2 separate regions of the Homo sapiens genome follow, and region 1 is linked to region 2. Evidence: chromatin contacts called from ENCODE Hi-C or POLR2A ChIA-PET data. All regions are on one chromosome and are shown on one strand. Each heading gives the region's core, a stretch centred on a gene start or an enhancer-like site at or near the end of the contact. The rest is flanking DNA. Distances are from core to core; before and after follow the strand shown. Region 1 holds the start of PAK5 (p21 (RAC1) activated kinase 5). Region 2 holds the start of PLCB4 (phospholipase C beta 4).

Region 1 (3,288 bases), core at 120-2,619, 770 kb before region 2:
AAGAGATGAGTATGATACACAAGGACATGGGACTACTGAGGGAGAAAAGTAATCATCCATTTATCCTGTGGTTTCTGTTTTGATATGGCCAGTACAATATTAAAGGTACTAAGTGAATGGAAAACAAGCAAGGGGAAATGATAACTACTATACTATTAGCTAGAAAACTGTCTAAGGTCATTGAGTATAATAAGGAACGGAGAGATACAAATCCTTATTTTGTAACCTGCTATCTAGTTATGGGATCAGATTCCATATCCACTACTAGCTCATAAGGGTACTCTTGTGGCAGCTGAAGACAGACAAGAGCGTGGCTTCTTCATTTCCAAGGGTGAAAACTCAGGACTACTTCGTGAATGTCTTTCATTCACTAGAGTCTTGATAATGCTGGAGACTTCAAGAGTCTGGGAGGGCAGTAGGCAACTGGGAAGTTTAAGTTGAACCACAAATATCGTTGCAAACTTCAGCCCAAACATCACTGAACACAAAGGCCTGACATCTCTTGGTACAAAAATGCGCTCTATGTTTGTCATAATCTGTCGGCTTTCTTAACTAGGCAAGCCCAAGCTTGCTATTAGATGTACAATAAACACTTTGATGCCCAGTCTGAGTTTTTGTCCCAGCTCAGGAAAGGCAAGGGGACAGCCAAGGCAGACTGGTTCAGACTTGACCGGGGCAGCTCATCCAGCAACTGGCTTACTAGCCAGCTAGCAAAGTGAGCATGAAAAGGTCCAGGAATCCTTCTTCCCCTGGGCCTTAAATTCGAAATCAGACAGCAGCCAAGGAGAAGCTGGGTGGTCACAGCCTAGCCCCACAAACACTCCTTCCAGGTAAGGCTCAGCAACCCCAGGCTGGAGGAGTCTCTGTGGACACCAGAGACCATTGCTAGGCTGGCGGATTGAAGGATGGCCACTGAGAGGTCACAGATAAGGGGTTCTCTAGATGTTTGCTACTCGGAGTGGTGGGAGGGCCAGCAGCAGCAGCATCACCTGCGAGGTTGTTAGGCTTGCAGAATCTCAGGACCCAGCCAATTGAATCTGAATCTGCATTTTAATTCACAGGCACATGAAAGTTTGAGAATCACCGGTCCAGGTGGTGGCAAAGAGGCCAGCCCACTGTTCTGCTTCTCAGCCCCTCCTCCTCCCCACCTCTGCTAGCCTCTTAAGCAAAACTCAATCCTGCAATGGTCCTGAACAACATTTCTGCAAATCCCGAGTGTTGGGGGAGAGGGCGTGCAGGAGCTGCCCCCGCCGGGGACGACTGGGAGTAAACGTGATTGGATTGGTCGCCTGCTCCAGCTCCCGGCTCCTGGCTCCTGCACCCTGAGTGTAGACACGCCCCCCGACCCTCCCCCTCACCTCCACCCCCGGCCGCCGCTACAGCCTGCCTCCCGCCGGCTGCCACGAAAACCCGGAGCAGCTGCGTACGCTCATGGACAGTCCTCCGAGGGGCGAAGCCGGGCAGCTGGGCATGCTCAGTAGCTGGGGGAGGTTTGGGTGGAGAGTAGAAAGCTGTGGCTCTGCCTCTCACCCCCTCCCGCTGGCCCCCGCCCCCCTTGCCCCTACCCAGCCAGTAGTAGTTCCCCAGCGTGCGCCCGGGGAGACCGGGAACATGGCGCTGGGAGCGCTGTAGCAGCTGAGAAGGGGCTGAGGCACCGCCGCTTCGCTGACAGCCGGCCACCAGGTAGGCAGGCGCGCCTGTCGGGACTGCCTGGGTGGGTATCGGCGAGAGGAGAGGCGCCTGCGGGGATGCGCGCCGCTGGTAACCGGAGCATCTCTCTTTGCCGGGAGAGGATGCGAAGAGGACCACTGTGACAGCGCGATCCTGCATCTCCTAGGAGATGCAAAGGCTAGGGACCTGCTGCCTGGAGGGTAGGGATAGGGGACCGCCCACCCTCAACCCATGCGCTACTATCCAGCCTGGGCTCTCTACCAACCAAATAAAGGATGGTTCCATTTTGCTGGGCGGGAGGGCGTGGAGGAGAACCCCGGATTCCAGCCCTGAGAGCGTGCTGGTACCCCGAACTGCTCGCAAGCCCAGCACCAGTTCTTTGTGTGTATACAGCAGCGCACGCCCTGGGGGTGCCACGGCGCTGCTTTTCCCGAGAAGTGTTGGACATATTGCCAGAGCAGGATTCCCGCATGGTTTTTGTCTTTTGGCAGGTGTGGACTGGAGGATGCAATAGCTGAGCCTTTATGAGGCTGTGTTTTCCTTTGTTATTTGTGTGTGTGTGTGTGTGCGCGCGTGTGTGTGTGCGCGCGCGCCTGGTGGGTTGTAATGGAGAGACAGAGAGAGAACTTCTGCTTGTGGGCACCCTTGTGAGCAGGGCGTGGAAGAGGATCTTGGTTCCAAACTCTTGTCAAAATTGTGTGCCATGTCAGCCTCCTAGAGGGTAAACTTGAGAAGTCCAGGGATCATCACTGCTCAGTTTGGAGGATAAGCGCGATCGCCCTTCTTGAAACCATGTGTGTGTATATGGAGCTTTCAACTCGGGCTGAGTTAATTTGTCAACATTAGATATCAATTAAGGGAACCTGAAACGCTGAGGCTATTTATGGTGGTCTTTTTATGGCCAGAATAATAAACAAAAAGAAAAGTTGGCACAAAGCCAGAGGAAAGTGTCATTGTTAATAGTTGATGACAGCTTGAAAGACTGAACACACTTTTAGGAAAATCAGGAAACCTGGCATTCTACGGAGTTCTACCAAGACATAGCCACAGGGTCTTAGGTAACTCACAAAAATCTTCTAGTGCAACCGCTTCTCTTCTGGGGCTTGGAGGCTGTAGACACTCTTTCTCTTACCTGATATAGATGGACAAGATGCTTTTTAGAAGTCCCTCCTACACTAGAATTCTATGAAATTGACACCTTATAATAACAGCTGTGCCACCTTAGATTTGTGTATCTGTTATATTCAACAGCACAACAACTCAATCTTGGGGAGAAAGATAACCAGGTTAGTTAGGGAGAAAGGTAAATTTAAAGCATGGGTTTATTTTTTGCTTTATAATTTAAAGGATGGGCATCTTAGCATATGAAGTTTGGAGACAGTTTCCTCTGCACTCACACTATTTATTTTTATAGTCTTGTTAGGTGGCGAGAATGAGTCAGTATCATCAAAATGAAGTGGGGGAATACATAAGGAAAATGCATTTAAGTAAATTAAAGCCATAAATGTCCAATCTGATAATACCTTGACTTGGAATACATATGTGCAAGGCAGATGCACTGCTAAATGGAAGCAATATAAGCCAATGGCAAGTTCCTTGGTAACGCTGGCCTTAGAC
Region 2 (3,354 bases), core at 855-3,354:
AGGTGATACAAATTTTTAAAATCTTTTCCTGCAAAAGGTTTTTGGTAACCTGTAACACTTTTTCAACTACCATATTTCTTTATCTCATAAGGCAAAAACACACCGCCTCACGATTCCAGGACATGTAAGCAGTTTAACATCACTCACATTTTCAGGCATATAAATATAAAACTTCCAATAGAGTATTTTAGAACAAAGCTTTCTGCGTGGGTATGCATTTGCAAAATAAAGGTAGAGTTATTCCGACAGATTTAAATGTGCACCCAGTGATCAAATGGAGTTAGAAATTCTGTTTTGACAGTTACTTGTAGAACAGCATTTTCAACAGCGATTAATTCAGAGCTGGGTAGTAATACCATCAAAACTAAGTTCCAACTGTTGAGTAATAATATAGTTGGAAGGAAGTGTAGTCCATAAGCTAATACATGGTACCTTTAGATATGTTATAATACGTCACATTCAAAAGGTTACTCGTCTGGCAGCAAGTCTTACGTTCATAAAAGTGCCAATAAAAATGTTTTGCCATTTCAAAAAGTGATTTTTTATGAAAACAGGTGCTCTCCAAAGATGGCAATCATTTATTAAACTACTACAGTTCAAAAGGAAGATGATATAATAGATCAATACACCAGCTAAGGATCATGCAAGACTGTCCTATGAAAAACAGCATTCTGGATTACATAACACAGATAGTGAGGGATTACACCACATGCCCCTGCTGAGCTAGACTTTTGATCTTCTGTATGATTCTATAACTGAGGCCACTCAAATTTGAAGAGTATAAAATATGAGGGTCTCAGTTCAACCACACATTTCTGAAAACAGCCGTCTTGAAAACAATAAAAGAATAAAGTTAAAATTTTACCTTCCCCCGCAACACACACACAATTTTTCTATTCTGAAAAACACAGTTGTTCAGATACTTTCTTAACCTCCTTGGAGCCTCCCCAGGTAAAGTCACCAGTTGCTTTTCCTGGTCATGTTTACATTATAAATCTGATTTCTCTTTAAGGGGAAATTCAATATCATTTTAAAATGATACATAGCTGCCTATGTTTGAATAACGTTATTTCCAGACAAAAAGAATTATTAAACAGCTATCTCCACATACCTATAACTTAAATATATAGACCACTAAGTATTACGTATATGGAAAAAAAAACACCTTTCCTGAATATTCTGGCCAAAATTAAATTTCAAATACATGTTTTAGAACAATAGCTAGAATCACTACAGAAGTTAAGAGGAAAAAAAGTTGGAAGAGTAGGGTCATCTTTCAGATATATCCATATTTATGGAAACTATAGTGGGCAGTTGTATTTCTCTCTAGGAAAATGCTAGTTTTATGATTCTAGATAAAGTTGCACTTAAACACACTTGGAAATTAGAGAATTCCATATTTCCATACTTCGATTCAGTACCATATACGAAGTCTACACTCAGAAGTATTGTACTATACAGAGTCTAATTGGTTAAAGCAAAAGCAACTTTAAAATTCTGAAAATAAGGATTTCCTTCACTAACAGGCTTTTAGGAGGCCCGAACCCTGCCCCCAATGAGTGCTAAGCCTGTCAGTGTTGTTTTAAGTGGAAACGGTCAATCATTTCTATGATTTCCCCAGAAGAGGCAAGAAGATCCACACGCATACACATTTACATGCGTTGCACGGTGCCAACTATTTCCAACCAAAATAATCATATACACGTCGAGCCGAGCTATTTCTAGCCCAGAAGAGGGTGAACGTCTGGAGAGAGTCTGAGGAAACCCAGCAGGCGATGACTGCAGGGGAAGGGGGATGGCGTCTGGGTCCCCTGCCTCCCGCGCGCACAGGGCGCCTGGCACCCGGCACCTGCACGGGGTCCCCGCTGGGCATCCGGGTGCGCGCGCGCGCGCGTCCGGGACGCACCCGCGGAAAGCAAACAAGCCCTGAGGGCCAAGGCGGGCGGGAGCATCCTCGGGCGGGACCCGAAATGCCTTTTCCTACCTGTCACTTTGCCTGGAGCTGCTGCCGGGGATGCGGCGACGGCCGCTGCCTGGAGACCCAGTGTGTACGCGCGTGTGTGTGCGCGCCCGTGTGTGCGTGTGCGTGTGTGTGTCTGTGTGTGAGAGATCTTGTTGGCGGTGCAGCTCACTTACTGCTCCCGGCGCGGCGCCACCACCCCCTCCTCGCCATAAAGAGCCGCCGCCAAGCCCCCTCCCGGCGCACCCCAGTCCCGCCCTCCCGCCTGCCTCCGCACCCCCTCCCTGGCCTCCCCGCCTCCCCGTCTCCGCGCCGCGCGGTCCTTACCTCAGTTGAGGGCGGGGGTCTCCGCCGTGGCTCCCCAGCGAGCCCACGGGGCAGCGCCGACCCGCCCGCCCACCGCCGGGCCCTGCGCGTCCCCCGCTCCGGGCCCCGCCGCCCCTCAGCGGCCAGCCGCTTCCTCCTCCCCTGCCCCCGAGCCTCCCTCCTCGTTCTCGCCTCCCGGCTCCAGAGCCCGAGCTGTCGCCTCGCAGCCCCAACCTGCCCAGGCTACGGAGCATGCCCAGTGCGGCGCGCCGGGCTGGGCTGGGGGTGGGCAGGGGCCGGGCCGGCCGCCCAGTTGCCGCGAGCCCGCAGGGCGAGGAGTGGGCGCCGACTGGGTCGGGGGCGCAGCCTCGCGAGCCGGGGGCCGAGCAGCCGAGGCAGGTGGTGGGCAGCGCCAAGAGGAGGTGGGTGGGGCATCCGGGGAAGCCGGCCCGCGGCGCGCTCCTCTGGGGTCTCCCTGGCGGCTCCCCGCGGCATGTGCCCCATGCCCAAGGGTCGGGGGCGCACGGGATGGCGCTGGGCGCAGAACCCAGGGAGCGGGGGCAGAAAAGCGGCACCCTCCTCGGATGGGAGACCCGCAGCCCGCCGTGGGCCGTGTGGAGGGGCTCAGGACTGGCCAGAACGGGGCCCCCAAAGCCGTTGGCTGGGTGGGGGACGTGCTTATTTGTTTATATTCGGTTTCATAAACCCATACAGCGCCTACAATGCGTCCTGCAGTGTTCTAAACGCTTTTTATTCATTTAATCCCTAAAACAATCTTCCAAAGAGTACTACTGCCTCTTTTTATTTCGCGGGTCTTACACAGAGCCACAGAGATTAAGTGGTTCCAAAAAGTCTTCCCACAAGTGCAACCTCAGACATGCAAATCCCCCAGACTTTGGTCCCTGGGATGCTGGGGTGCTGCTCCAGCCAGTTCCTGGCTTTTCCCGGCCCTACAACGGCCCCCAGGTGCCTCCGAGTCACACTCACACCCAGGCCCTAATGGTGTTCGGTCTGGCATCACCCTTGTGTGGACCCTCACAACGTGCTGCTCCCGAACTCCGGAGGGCTCCCTCCTCCCCACTCCGCCT

Evidence for each region. Hi-C counts contacts between places; a loop is a spot of excess contacts on that map. ChIA-PET counts read pairs that join two places held with the same protein, here RNA polymerase II (POLR2A). Pooled maps may share reads with other maps.
Region 1: a loop to region 2 is called in a map of ascending aorta, with 3 times the contacts of the local background. The contact joins the promoter of PAK5 here to the promoter of PLCB4 in region 2. A Hi-C loop is called at or near these places in 1 of 168 maps with a recorded cell type or tissue (ascending aorta) and 1 of 50 pooled maps. POLR2A ChIA-PET finds 5 or more read pairs at or near these places in 1 of 52 experiments (SK-N-SH).

Annotation. Positions count from the first base shown.
Region 1 is chr20:9,837,157-9,840,444 of GRCh38, reverse strand. PAK5 (p21 (RAC1) activated kinase 5) reads left to right here and starts at 1,369. Exons shown (of 10, transcript NM_177990.4): 1 at 1,369-1,683.
Region 2 is chr20:9,067,837-9,071,190 of GRCh38, reverse strand. It overlaps PLCB4 (phospholipase C beta 4), which reads right to left and starts at 2,104. Exons shown (of 40, transcript NM_001377142.1): 1 at 1,985-2,104.